Regions from separate parts of the Homo sapiens genome. Here region 1 is linked to region 2. A link is a contact called in ENCODE Hi-C data. All regions are on one chromosome and are shown on one strand. The core of a region is the stretch at or near the end of the contact, and the rest is flanking DNA. Distances in the headings are between cores, read along the strand shown. Region 1 has its middle 140 kb from the start of FAM3C. Region 2 overlaps KCND2 (potassium voltage-gated channel subfamily D member 2).

Region 1 (6,592 bases), core at 540-3,039, 1.1 Mb after region 2:
TGGTAATTTGGCAGAGTACTAAATTGTAGGGTAGAAATACATTCCAGGTGAAAATGTGAAGATAATTCTCCACTCTTGTCACAGGACAGAAGCACTACTCCAGATATTGCTGTAGAGTGTGGTTTGTTTGATAGAAAAAGATGCAAAGATGGTAACCAGAATCTCATGTGTCTCAGGATCCCCATGAGAGTCTCCTTTCCAGCTGAAGCTTCCTTAAGCATTTTCCAAGAAAGGGAGTATTGCCAACATATCCCTAAAGAGACCCACCAAATTTATATCACCCAGCAGGTGCCAGTATAATAATACACATGAAGCCATATTTCCTAATTAGTCATATCAAAATGATTCAGTTCCAAGCAAGCATCGCAAACTTTTACTATTTGATGCTCTTTTTATTGCACAGTTGCACACCTGCACAGAAGCATCATTTTATTTTCTTAGATCCTAAAGGAAACCAGCCCTCTTTACTGCTAGTGAACTCACTGGGCCTTCTTACTCCCTCTACACTGCTGGCTAGTCACTAAAAATCCTGTCCCTCTTATTCCATGTTGCACAACAATGCTGCATTTTTTCAGCCTTGCTTATAGTTATGATTGCTCTGGTATTAATGCAGTTTTAGTAAAAGTGACGTGTTTTCTTCTTGATCAAAGGCTTTAAGAAAATAATACGTTTCCTACATACTTCCCCCCACCATTTTTCCAGCTGAATGTGGTGATAATGACATTCTAGAGAACAGAAACCCCCAATATAAGAAAGTTCCTTAGTCCCTGATGTACTAAATAAAAACTGCCCATTAACTAGAAACTTTGGATTTTTACCTGAACAAGAAATAAACTAATATGTTTGAGCTATTTTATAGTTTGATTCTATTTTACACAACACCTAATGCCATCCTAATACAGAATGCATTATGATTATTGATGCTTTGTCAGAAATCTTCCTTCCTTCCTTCCTTCCTTTCTTTTTTCCTTCCATCCTTCCTCCCTCCCTCTCTTCTTCTCCCTTTCTCTCTTCTCCTTCCTTCATTCCTTTCTTTCTTTTTCCTCTCTCTCAGTTTCTTTCTTCCTACCCCTGTTTCTCCTAGACTTTTTAGAATCCTCTCGTGGTCACCAGTATTCTGATATTTCAGCATGGTGTATCTTGTTAGGTTTCAATCTTTATGCAGAGAATTCAGTGGATTTTTTTCAATCTGAAATTTTAAAAACTTCATTTCTAGAAAACTATATTTAATTCCTAATTTATCTCCTTCATTTTTCTTTCTTGTAGAAATCCCAGTCAACTTCCTGAACTGGTTCTCTAATTTTCTTACGTGTTTTTCTTTTAATGTTTTTTTCCTCCACCTCCTAAGATTTTCTTCACTTATGAGATCCTAATGATCCCATAATCCTTTTTACTCAAATTCGTTCCAGTGGCTTCTATGTTTTGGCAATCACGAGAGCATAATTAAGAGAGTCATTCTTAAAGGACAGCTGTAGCATTGCAGATATATGCCTGGGAATACTTGTTTTTTGTTTTGTTGTTTGTTTGCTTTTTTGTCCTGTTTCACGTGGAAAAAGCAATGCTCTCTCTGGGAATAGACCTTCCTTTTCTCTGCCTTTCCATTGGCAAGTCATTGGCTGTTGCTTTATTGCCAGTGACTTCAGCATGATCTGTATCAGTCAGGGTAAGCTAGATTACACTACAGTAATAAACAAACTAAAAACTTTCAGGGCTTAAAACAATACAGCTTTATTTCTCACTCCTGATGCATGTCCACGACAGTTCGGTAATGAAACTTTGCTTCTTGTGGTCAGTCAAGGAACTCAGCTGCAAGAGTGGCCACTATCTTACTTGTTTCTGGTTAATGTGACAAAGGAACAAAAAATTTTTTGCGGTCTGGCATTGGTACTTAAGTGCACAGGCCCAGGGGAGCCACACCACACACTGTTCACAACTCTCTGGCTCAAATGAATCACACAGCCCCATTCAAACACAAGGGAGCAAAGACGTGTCAATCTACTCAGCACCCAGGAGGGCAAAACAGGAAACAGTAAACAGTCTAATGACTACAATGACTCATGCAAGAAAAAAGTTAAGTCAAAGTAAGAGTTCATATAATGTATATGTATGTCAATAACCCAAAGTACAGCTGTTTATTCAATAAAAAAACTAGACTAGTTATGAACATCTCCCAGTTGTCTTTGATTTTGTGTATTTATTTGCTTGTATCCAGAAGGCCATTGGTGGTTTTAGATTTTTTTTTATTTGTAGAAGAAGGAAACATTGACTATAATCATCAGCTGCCTTTCTAACACCTTCTAAGAAAAACCTTGGGGTATGTTTCAGCTAAGAGGTGGTAAGATTTCTTAATCATGATCCAAACTGTTTTTAACAAGTTTCAACAAAAACTATATATAGCCAAGAACCACCATCTGTTTCACATATTTTTGTGTCAGTGATAGATGAGGGAAAAAAGCTACTTGAAGTCACTGTCTTGAAGGTCTTTAGAATTGTCCCTTGAAGCCTGTGCTAACATTTTTTTTTTTTTTTTTGCTTTTCCACAATCTCCACAAACTGGCCAGCATTAACTATACGTAAATGGAATTCAATATAATATTTATTTTCAAGAAAAAGAAGGCCTCCTTGCTAAATGGGTCTAAGTATCAATCTTGAGGAGTTTTTTTTTTTTTTTTGCCGTTGTGACTCAGTCTTCATGCCTCCATGTGGAAGTATAAGCATAGAAGTTCCTCAATTTACAAACAGGTTACCTTTCAAAGTGTTTTATTGATGTTCTGGTTGTGTAGAAAACAAAAATGAATTTTCCCATATAAATTACGTTACAATTTGGTGGTTAGATTTCCAGATTTTTATCACAGGAAAGCTTTTCTTCCTTTCCCTTCTATTATCCATCTTCTTCTAAATCCTGCTTTATCTTCTTTGCTAGCTTTGACTGCGTGAAATGGGATTTTAAAGCATCAGATAAAATAAGGTCAAGTGGGGGACAAGTGAGAGGCAGCTGTTTTTACATGGCAGCAGGATTAAGCAGGAAGACAGGCATGTAGCGGCAAGGGAAGAAAGGTGGGGTTGTAGAACTGTCCCTACGACATGTCTTTTCAGCACAGCTTTGCACATAAGAGACTTCAAGTCTGACTCATATAAATTAAAGATTTTTTTTACTGTGTCGTGGAACTTGGCACATAACATTCATTGTCATCATCTGTGTCTGCACTATCCTATCCCCTTGTCTAGATTCTAATCCCATTATCACATTTCAACCTATCTTATGCATAACAGCAGGAGATATCCCATGTGCTAGGTATAGAACTACATGGACAGAACTAAATGTTACTGTGATTCACAGCAACGAGATTTTTTTAAATTTAAACTGGATTTCATTTTGGGTTAGTTAATACGTTAAGATGGTTCAACATTCGAAAGGAAGAAAAGGTATAACAAAAATCTCCCTTCCATATTGTTACTCTGGCAACAAATTCCCTGCTCTAGAATTAACTAATACTGAACTCCTTTTGTTTATCCTTACAGAGATATGTTATGCATATACAAATAAATACATATCTATCTGCCTATCTCTATCCCTTATTTTTCAATTATATAGTTTTCTTTGCATTGTTCTTTCACTTACGATTGTATCTTGGAGATCATTACATGTTACACAATGAATTTCTTGATTTTTTATGACTAACACTCTATTTGTTGGATATACCTACTTTATTTAACCAGCACTCTATTACTGAGCAGTTATTTATTTTTGATATTTTGTTATTACTAAAAATAATACATGTAATAAATTTTCATAAACATCATTTAGAATATGTTTGTTTAAAATATGTATGAATAAATTCCAGGATATATTCAGTATCCACGCAAACGTATCACAAACAAAATACAGATATAATATAGGTTTTATTGGGGATAACCTAAAAACAGAGAAGTAGTGCATTATATGGAGTCCCCTGAAGTCTCATTATTCCACATTAGGGGGTAGGTATAGATGTTCTGAATGCACATTGGCTAAAGTTTCAGCAGACAAAGGCCTACCTGGGTCAGCAGGCTAGATGCATTACAGAAGTACTCCAAGCAGAGAGAGAGCCCCGCGCTATACCATAGTGAGTCTCTAAAGTCTAACACTCAATATAAGTGGTTGGAGTGGCCATCCTTTCCTTGTATCCAATACTGAAAGGGAAGTATCCTTTCACAGTTAGGTATAAATGTTTTCTATGCTTTTAGGGGTTTTGTTTATTTGCAAATGCCTTTGAACAGATTGGAAACTCTCTCTATTTAGAGTTAGCTGGGAGTTTTAAAACAATTTTTAATTGATATTGAATTTTGTCAAACACATTTTTGGCATCTATCGAAATGCTCACATGATTTTTCTTTAACTTGTTAATGTGTTACATTTTTAAACTATCACATCAATCTTGTATTACTGAATTAAACCATAATTAGATACATTGTATTATTCTTTTTATAAATTAATGAATTTGGTTTGGAAATATATTTTTATGCTTATGTTTATGAGTGCTATTGGTTTCTAATTTCCTTTTTCGTAATGTCCATATATAGTTTTAGTATCAAGGTTACTCTTTCCCCATAATATGAATTGGAAAGTGACTTTTCCTCCTCTATTTGTCTACAAGTCTGTGTAAACTTGATATTTCTTCCTAAAGGTTTTATTTCTTTTAATTTTTTAATTGAGACAGAGTCTCGCTCTCTTGCCCAGTCTGGAGTGCAGTGGCACGATCTTGGTTCACCACAATCTCCGCCTCCTAGGTTCAAGTGATCCTCTTGCCTCAGCCTCCTGAGTAAGAGGGACTACAGGCACTCACTACCACGCCTGGCTATTTTTTGTATTTTTAGTGGAGATGGGGTTTCACCATGTTGGCCAGGCTGGTCTCAAACGCCTGACCTCAAGAGATCCACCCACCTTGGCCTCCCAAAGTGCTGGGATTACAGGTGTGAGCCACTGTGCCAGGCCTCCTCCTTTCTTTCCTGAAAATGTGAATTTGTGTGCTGACTTTCTTTCTTTCTTCCTCCCTGTCTCTCTTTGTTCAGTTTGATTAGAGGTTTATCAATGATACTGGTATTTTCAAAGAACCAGCTTTCAGCTTCATTGGCTTTCTTTATTGTTCTTCTGTTTCCTACTTCACTGATTCCTACCCCTATCTTTATTATTCATTACTTCTGCTTACTTTGGGTTTAATTTGTTCTTCTTTTTTAAATTTTCTTTAGGTAGAAGTTTACATAACTGATTGTGACCTTTCTTCTTTACTAATACAAGAATTTAATGTATACTTTTACCTGTGAGAACTTGAAAAATATATATATTCTTCTAATTTTGGGGATAGCATTCAATAAATATCAACTAGGATAAGGTGATTGATAGTGCTGTTCAAATTGTCTATATATAAATTGATTTGGTTGTCCCTAACTATATTGATTACTGAGAGAGGTATGTTAAAGTATCCAACTGTAATAATACATTTTTATATTTTTTCATATCTAAAGTTTATCTTCCACAAACAGTACATCATTTGGCCTTGCTTTTTCATTCAATCTGACAATCTTGACAATAAAATCTTTATTTATATTTAATACAATTATTAATATATTTGGCCACAAGTCCACCATTTGGTGTTTGTTCTCTATTTGTCTCATTTCTTATTCATTCCTTTTTCTCCCTTCCTTTTCTTGACTTGAATTACTGAGTATATTTAGTAGTATCTTCTCTATTGGCATTTTAGCTAAAACTATTTTTTAAAAAACTTTGTTTTACTGAGGATTAAAATAAACACTTTTAACTTATTACAATCCACATTGAATTAACATTGCACACTTCATATGTAAGATATTTCAACAGTACACTTTCATATACTCCCTCCTTCTTATTTTTTTCATGTACTTTATTTCTAAATATGCTATGGCCACCAAAATACAATCATTATTTTTTTGCTTTGAACAATCAATTGTGTTTTAAAAATTAAGAAGCAAGGAAAAGGTCTGTTACAGTTGCCTGTATTCGAACCATTTGGTGTGTTCTTCATTCCTTCCTTTAGACACGTTTCCTTAGATACATGTTTCTTTAGCTACATGTTTTAGATACATATGTTTTTTCAGCCTAAAGGATTTCATTCAACTTATCTTGTAATGTTGGTCTGTTAGTGGTGAATTCTCTCAGCTTTTATCTGCACATATTTTCATTTTGTCTTCATTTTTGAATTATATTTTCTTTGACTATACATCCTGTTTTCTCTTTCAACACTTTAAAGTTGTGACTCCATTGTCTTCTAGCCCATGTTGTTTCTGATGAGAGTTCCGTGATGATTCTTATTATTGTTCCACACATGCAATATAAGTTTTGTCTCTGTCTGCTTTTGAGATTTTCTGGGTATCATTAGTATTTAGTAATTTGATTGTAATACATTTAAGGATTTTTCTTCTCTATTGCTTGGGGGATTGATGAGTTTTTGGATTTCTGGATAGAGTTTTAAAAATGGAATTTGGAAAAAATGTTTGCCTTGATGCTTTAAATGTTTTTCTTTTATATTCACTTTTCTCCCCCTCAGACACCAGTTACACAAATGTTATATGTTAT
Region 2 (7,415 bases), core at 4,916-7,415:
CTTGACCAACTCCAAATAATCTACTCTTTTAGGTTAGTTGTAATTGTTATATTTCGACATTAATATTAAGACTTTATTCTTTGGTTTCTTTTTTAATAGGAGATTGGTTAACTGACTTGAATTTTTCACTGGGTTTATATTTTAATTGGATACATTAATTATTATTTGTGAGTTTCTACTAACGTTGGAAAACAGAGGGACTTAGAGCCATTTCAGTTAGAGAGGATAAGATTTCAGTACTCCTAGGTTTAAATGTGTGTGTGTGTGTGCACATGTGAGTCCTAATGTTATAAACTGAATGATTTCTGTGTGTTTAAGAAATGTGAGCCATTGGTCCTAGGTAAAGACAATGGTAAAAGCAAGAACTCTCCAAGTTATTGCCTTACATACCACAGACATTATGGCCATATATTTCCACAGAACAGACACCAGTGGGTTTTTGTTGTTGTTATTTTATTGAATGACTTGAAGCTTGCTAAATGACTTTACTGTCTTATTTTATCAGTATTTAAGCTGATAAAATGTCCCTCTAGGCTTTGGGAAGTCAAGCTATCTATTTTTAATTATTTACAATTTGCTTTAAGTTAATCTTCCCAAGTTGTTCCTGCATTGCTTATCTGATTTTCTTTCTTAGTTTATCTACACGATCCTAGGAAAGAAGGCCCTATATCTATGAACAGACACCTGCACTGTAGAATAAATACTAAAGTATTACCTTGACCCTGCACTAGGATGAAAGAGACTATGGACCAGCCAATATGATTGTCCATTTAAACAACTAATATTAGCACAAATCAAGTTCAGTTTGGTGTCTTCCATTAAACTCATTCATCAAAATAGAAAATGTCATTTCAGTAAGAAGCAAAATATACCCAAGAATATTTCTACAGTCCCTGGTAGGTATGATTACAAATATCAACAAATTCTCCACTTATCTGGTCGGTAGTTGATGCTACTTTCACTTACTCCACTGATATAGTTAAGGTCTTTTGGCCACAACTACAAGGTATGGATTAAAAAGTTAGAAATCATAAGGATTGTTTCTTTATTCTGCATGTATGATGAGCCTCCCAAAGTTATTGACTTTAAAGTTCTCAATTGTAGTATTATAAGTCACTTCTACATTTTGCTAAGTTTAATAATATTCTTCAATTTCTTTAAAATGTATTGATTAACAGCTGAATCATAATTTTTGTTGCTCTGTTTACTTGATGATCAAGGCCAAAGTCCAGTAAAAAGCGACAGGAAGTGTATATTCAGGTTGTAGATTTAGCATTTCTGTTAGATGAATTTTGTAACCTACAGTTTACTTAACAATATATAATTAACATTGTTCCCCATATGATTAAATATTTTTCTATATTGTCATATTGGTAAGATATTTCAGATGTTTTACTTTTCTACCTATTTAAATATATTTGTGTAGTAAATATAGAGTTAAACAATTTAAATTATTTACTGTTAGCAAATTCCTAAATTCCTAAAAATTGATTGCTGTTTCCAAGGACTTGTACAATTTTGAAAAAAAGTACATATACATAACTATATGTGTGTGTATATAAGTGTGTGTGTGTGTGTGTGTGTGTATATATATATATATATATATATATATATATATATATATATATTTGCTCTTTTTCCAGCCAAATATGTTTTAGTTAATTAAATTTCAGCTAGCTGGTTGTAAAGTTGGCTACGTTCTGAATGCATAGCATGGCAATACTAGGAGATTTTATATGTATATACATATATACACACACACACACACACATATATATATATTTAACAGTAAGATGACAATGACCTCATAGAAGTGATAATAGAAAATAAGAACTAATACATCTTGTAAATGAAAAATAGCAAAAATATATATTGAGAATTATCTTGGAAATCATATGAAGCTTCTCTTCTATGATCATTAATTCATTCACCTTTTTAAAAAATTATTTACTGAGCACCTACTATTTTCCAGGCACTGTGCTAGATGACTAGGATACAAAGACCAGTAGGCCATTATCTCAACTTTGTGTCTGTGCAGAATATGTTTACATAAAACAGATTCACTTCTATAAAATGGCTGCAAGAGATGCCTGAATGAAGTGTCTCTAGAGGGAGTGAGTGGGGAAGTTTGTGGAGGCTTTACAGAAAAAATAGTATTTGATCGAGCTCTACTAGTGTAAGTAGGAATTTGTCAAAATGCAAAGATATACAATGCAAACAGTAAAAGGTGTTTTTGTTTGATTTGTTTTGTTTTTAATGAAATGAGGTGGTAGTCAGAAGTATGTTTTGTGTCTACCTTGAATGTGGAGTCACCCACACCTTGCTAAGAAGTTCAGTAATTTGTGCAAAAAGTGAGAAAAAGTTTTTCAATAAAGGAGTGACAAAATGTTTGTACAAGGAAAGTACCCTTAATGGACTAAAGTAGAGGAGAAACTGGTGGCAAGAAAACAATAGGGAAACTGTTAGAGTAGGTCATAGGATAGAGGCCATGTCTTAGACGTGGTGAAAATGAAGAGAAGCTGATAAACCAACCAGCTTGTTACGCTGCCCAGTTCTCTCCCCTCCATAAAGCCTTTTTTAAATCACTCCAGCTGAAGCCAATCTCACCTTTTGCGCTCTTTGCTTGTACTTCCTCTTAACACCCACTTTACATTATCTTAAATTATAATACGTATGTCTTTGTCTCATCAGCTTACAGGACATAAGGCCTTTATTCATCTTGTATTCCCTTTAGTGTTGGCTATTGTATATACTATATAGTAGAAGCATAATATTTTTAAATATTTTATATTTAATATGATATTTAATGATTGGTAGTTGTAACAGCGTATTTGGCTCAGTGATAACTATTATAGCATTCATCACATTATATCGTCTCCCTGACAACATGGGATCAGACTCTGTCATCAGAGTTTATGGTGTATTCATGGTTCTTACATTACATAAGAGAAAAAAACATAGAGAAAAAAACATTAGAGGAAAAAAACAAAGGGCATCTTGCATTTGAGAAAATATAGGTTTTACTTTTACTACTTAAAAATAAAAAATGTTAGCTATCCTGTCATTTATGTAATCTGATATAAAACCTTTAACTTCTCTCTATATAGTATTGTGATCATTGTATTAAAATTTCCCATGTTTCCAAAAACTCCACTTAAACATTTGGAAATAGTTAACAATAAATAATGTGTAGATGCTTCAAAGATTTGTTTTTTATAATGTTATTCTTCACGTAATAATTTTCATATATATTTATCCAATAATTTAACCCTAGCTAATTTTATTTTTACCTTATTTATTTATTTATTTATTTATTTATTTATTTATTCATTTGAAACAGAATCTCCTTGTGTCACCCTGGCTGGAATGCAGTGGTGTGATCTCGGCTCACTATAACCTTGGCCTCCCAGGTTCAAGCAATTCTCCTGCCTCAGCCTCCTGAGTAGCTGGAAGTACAGGTGCCTGCCACCACGCCTGACAAATTTTCATATTTTTAGCAGAGACAGAGTTTGACCATGTTGCCCAGGCTGGTCTCAAACTCCTGACCTCATGTGATTCTCTTGCCTTAGCCTCCCAAAGTGCTGGGATTACAGGCATGAGCCACCGCACCCGGCCTCTAACTAATTTTATAAATTAAAATTTCAGTGACATTGTGTCCATGAAACACCAAAACTCAATTATATTATTTCAAAACATGTTATAATGCCTTACGGAACAGCAGCAAAAATAGGGGTCAAAGCATTTTGACTATTAACATGACTCTTTTGTTTTGACTTTTTAGGTTACACTTGAACACAACAATTTGTATATTAACACATATGCCATATTTAAATATCTGAATGCAAAAGGGTTCTACAATAAGGAGGAGTACTTTAGGCTCCTTGGAGAAAATTTTAAAAAATGTATTTTATGACTTTTTTTCACTATAAACTAAACAGCAAACAACCATACTCCAATAAAGCAAAGTCATGTCACTAAAGTTACTCAGCTATCAAACAACTTTTCAGAATCACCAGAACTGAAAGTAACACGTTTCCATGTGTATCTATTGATTGTCTGTCTTTCCCACTGGAAGGTAATACACTTTTTTCAAACTGTCTTTATACTCCCATAGCCTGTTAAATGACTGGCTCCTAGAAAGCAACAAATTGTTTGTGAAATCAATTAATAAAGTAAATAATTATTTAATCAATTAAAGTAAATAATTATTTAATCAATTAAACTACCACTGTGTTTACCAACAATCCTCAAACTTTAATGTGCATAGAAGTTATGTGCAGAACTTCATTTTAAAATGCAGATATCTAACTCCTGCACACATAGATTCTAATTCAGTAGGCTATGCAGTCTGTGACTGTGCATCTAACAAGGACACCAGTGTTTCTCATTTGGAGCAAAGATCACTCTTTAAAAATATTGATATAAATAACACTAATGAGATCAAGAAAACTTCTTGATTCAGATAACCTTTAGCAAATCTTTGGGCAATTAAGTGTTAATTGATTGTGAATAAAGAGGGTCAAATTAAATGAGCACTGCATGTACTATTAAAAAAAAAAAAGAAGAAGAAGACCTAAAGTGACCATGGGGCACTCTGGTAACTTCTCTGATTCTGTGCCTCTTAGATTTGTGAGGTCAGCATGAGTAGAAGGTAAAAGACAAATTTGGTAATATGGACAGATTACAGGACAGCCTATGGATCCAGTGTTCCAATTGGACTGCATTTGGTGTCACTATCCCATGGTTCAAACTGAGAGAAAAGCAGGGAGCAAAAAATCTAGGACAGATAGCACGGTAGCATCTCAAGATACAGACCATGCAGCTGTACTGACATCAAAAAACGGCCTGAGTGTGACATCTAATCTCAAGACAAACCTGTCTTTTTTCAGTTCCTATTTTAAGCTGCCTTTTTCATGTTAGTAAATGGGAACTAGGGAAGTATGTGCTGTTCCCAGAGTTAGATATGCTTTTGAGGTACTGCCCATTGTGGAAAGTTACATCTAAAACATTTATACTTTCTAATTCACCATAAAACCTTTTAAAAATACTGTACAAATTTATGGACTCTGAGCCAGTTCTACTAAATCAGTATTTCTAGGGAGCACACAGTGGGAATCCATATATATGAGCTATTTAGGTGATTTTGATGATTGACCAGGTATGGGAGCTGTGGCTTTCAAAAGCTTTGATAGATATTTCATTATTAGAAATATTACTGTGTTTATAAGGCGTCAGTCCTCTTCCCCCCATCTTTAGCCACACATTTCTGCCTCTGACACAACTCTTCTCCTCATCTGTTGTCTTAGTAGCCTTCTGTCCAAAATTATCTTGTTGTAGATTTGCTTTGTTATTCTATCCCTTTCCTATAGTAGCACTTTCCTGTATTCAGTTTTCCATCAATTTTGAGTCTAAGACTTATTTTTCTATCCTTTCTTTCTCTCTGAATAACTTATATCCTAAAGCACATTGAAATTGCATGTCATACTGTTATACATACCCCACCACTCTTTTTAAGTATATCCTCATTGGTAGTACATCAGCTGGGCTTAATTTCTAAAAACAAAATTAGGGCCCGATGGCTCAATATTTCTGAATAAGTAACCAAAATTGTTATTGTTATAAGAATGTAAGAAAAGGGTGACAAAATGGTGAATTGCTTTAACAAACGGAAAATGAGTTCAGAATGAAGCAGAATGCCTAAGACATTTTACATCTTGACTTGTTTTAACAAGATTCTAATGCTTTGTATTTCATTTATAGAATAGTTATAGCTTCCCATTGGCTCTGTGCTCCCATTTACTCAGCTACTGTAAATAATAGCCATCAGCAAAGCTTTTGAAATCTTCAGATGAAAGGAACTTAAATTAAGGAAGCTTCCCATGTGCATCCCTTCCCCCACAAAAAAGGATGCTAAGAAAACAAAGAACGGGGAGTACAACGGAATGATTGTAGTAACTGAATGCATTCCAGCTTTTGAAAACGATAAACATTTATTTTCTGACCTAAGTGTTGTTGTTTTTAATTTTTTTAACTTTTTTTTCTCAGTTGAAGCAGGCGATAGTGGATATTATCTTAAGATATGAAAGATATTGAAGGAGGCAGTATCAAGTCAGTTACACTATGTGGATTAATGTTGCAGTAGTTTCTTTCTTTGGTTATTGCCAAGCTAGTTGCTATTTTCAGAGTATTAGTCACATGCTTCTGTACCTGAGAGTGAAATTTTTCATTTCCCTCTAAAGATGATTCATTTTGTTTCTTACAGGAAGAACTTTGATAATAAATTCCAGTGTACTTTTAAAAATGTTCCCAGGGACTTAAAATGAACCTGCAAATATTTAATTTTATATTATCTTTTTGACATAGTTTGCTTACATAATCTACATATTTTGAATAGATGATTAGACCAAGGGAGCTTGCAGTAGATAAGGTTAAAATCTTAATGAAGATTAAACATCTTCTTTTAAAATCTCCTTATATTATTACTGTTGAGTGACAGAATAGATATTCAATCCTTTAAGCCAAGAATGTATAATGGGACTGGTATGTAATAAGTAAACTTGGGAAGCATAACTGGAAATACAGAAGATACTGAACTTACATAACAATGTGTCTGAACTTTAAACGTTTTTGCTTTCCACAGTCTGGCTTTCTCTCCTGCATTGTCCATATGTAAAGATGACTTAGCCAAAGCTCCCAAGCTCCCAAGAGTTGACAAATTCTCCCTTCCAGGGATTAACCCAAACCAAATTATAATATCTTAATCCCAATTCCAAGTTCCTAAAAGAGAGAATTTGTGACTGAGAGAAGAGGATACTCTTCTCCCTCTGCCAGCTAAGAAGATGTCTGAAGAGATGGCAGCTACAGATTGGCCCAGAAATTTAGTCAAATCACCCTATTATTCATGTTTTTTTTTTTTTTCTTTTATAGACAGAGTCTCCCTCGGTCACCCAGGCTGGGGTAAAGTGGTGCGATCATGGCTTACTGCAACCTCTGCCTCCCGTGTTCAAGCAATTCTCCTGCCTCAGCCTCCTGGTAGCTGGAATTACAGGCGATGGCTACCAGGCCCGGCTAATTTTTTTTTTTTTTTTTTTGGTCTTTTTAAAAGAGGCAGGGTCTCATCATGTGGTCAGGCTGGTCTCAAACTTCTGACCTCAAATGATCCACCTGCCTAGGCCTCCCAAAGTACTGGGATTACTGGCATGAGCCACCATGCCAGGTGATTTTTTTTTTTAACGTAAGACTTATAATTGAAAACAATTTCACATTCAAATTTTTAATTTAATTAAAACAACATGAAATACAAGTAAATAATTTTGGGGAAGAAAATACATTTATATAACAACACATATGTCTAATTTTATTGATCAGAGTGACATTTTAAAATGTTTTTTCCAGATATAAACAATGACTGTTTT

What was found. Hi-C counts contacts between places; a loop is a spot of excess contacts on that map. Pooled maps may share reads with other maps.
Region 1: a map with no recorded cell type shows a loop between it and region 2 (27-fold over the local background). The contact joins two enhancer-like sites. A Hi-C loop is called at or near these places in 3 of 37 single-sample maps with no recorded cell type and 3 of 50 pooled maps.

The regions. Positions count from the first base shown.
Region 1 is chr7:121,528,647-121,535,238 of GRCh38, forward strand. No RefSeq gene overlaps it. Among named protein-coding and RNA genes, the nearest start is that of FAM3C, 140 kb to the left of the region's middle. Within about 2 kb of position 1,790, at least 10 of the 41 ENCODE cell types and tissues checked have a DNase peak (open chromatin) inside an H3K27ac peak, as active enhancers do.
Region 2 is chr7:120,396,411-120,403,825 of GRCh38, forward strand. All of the region lies in intron 1 of KCND2 (potassium voltage-gated channel subfamily D member 2), which reads left to right. Among named protein-coding and RNA genes, the nearest start is that of KCND2, 130 kb to the left of the region's middle. Within about 2 kb of position 6,166, at least 5 of the 41 ENCODE cell types and tissues checked have a DNase peak (open chromatin) inside an H3K27ac peak, as active enhancers do.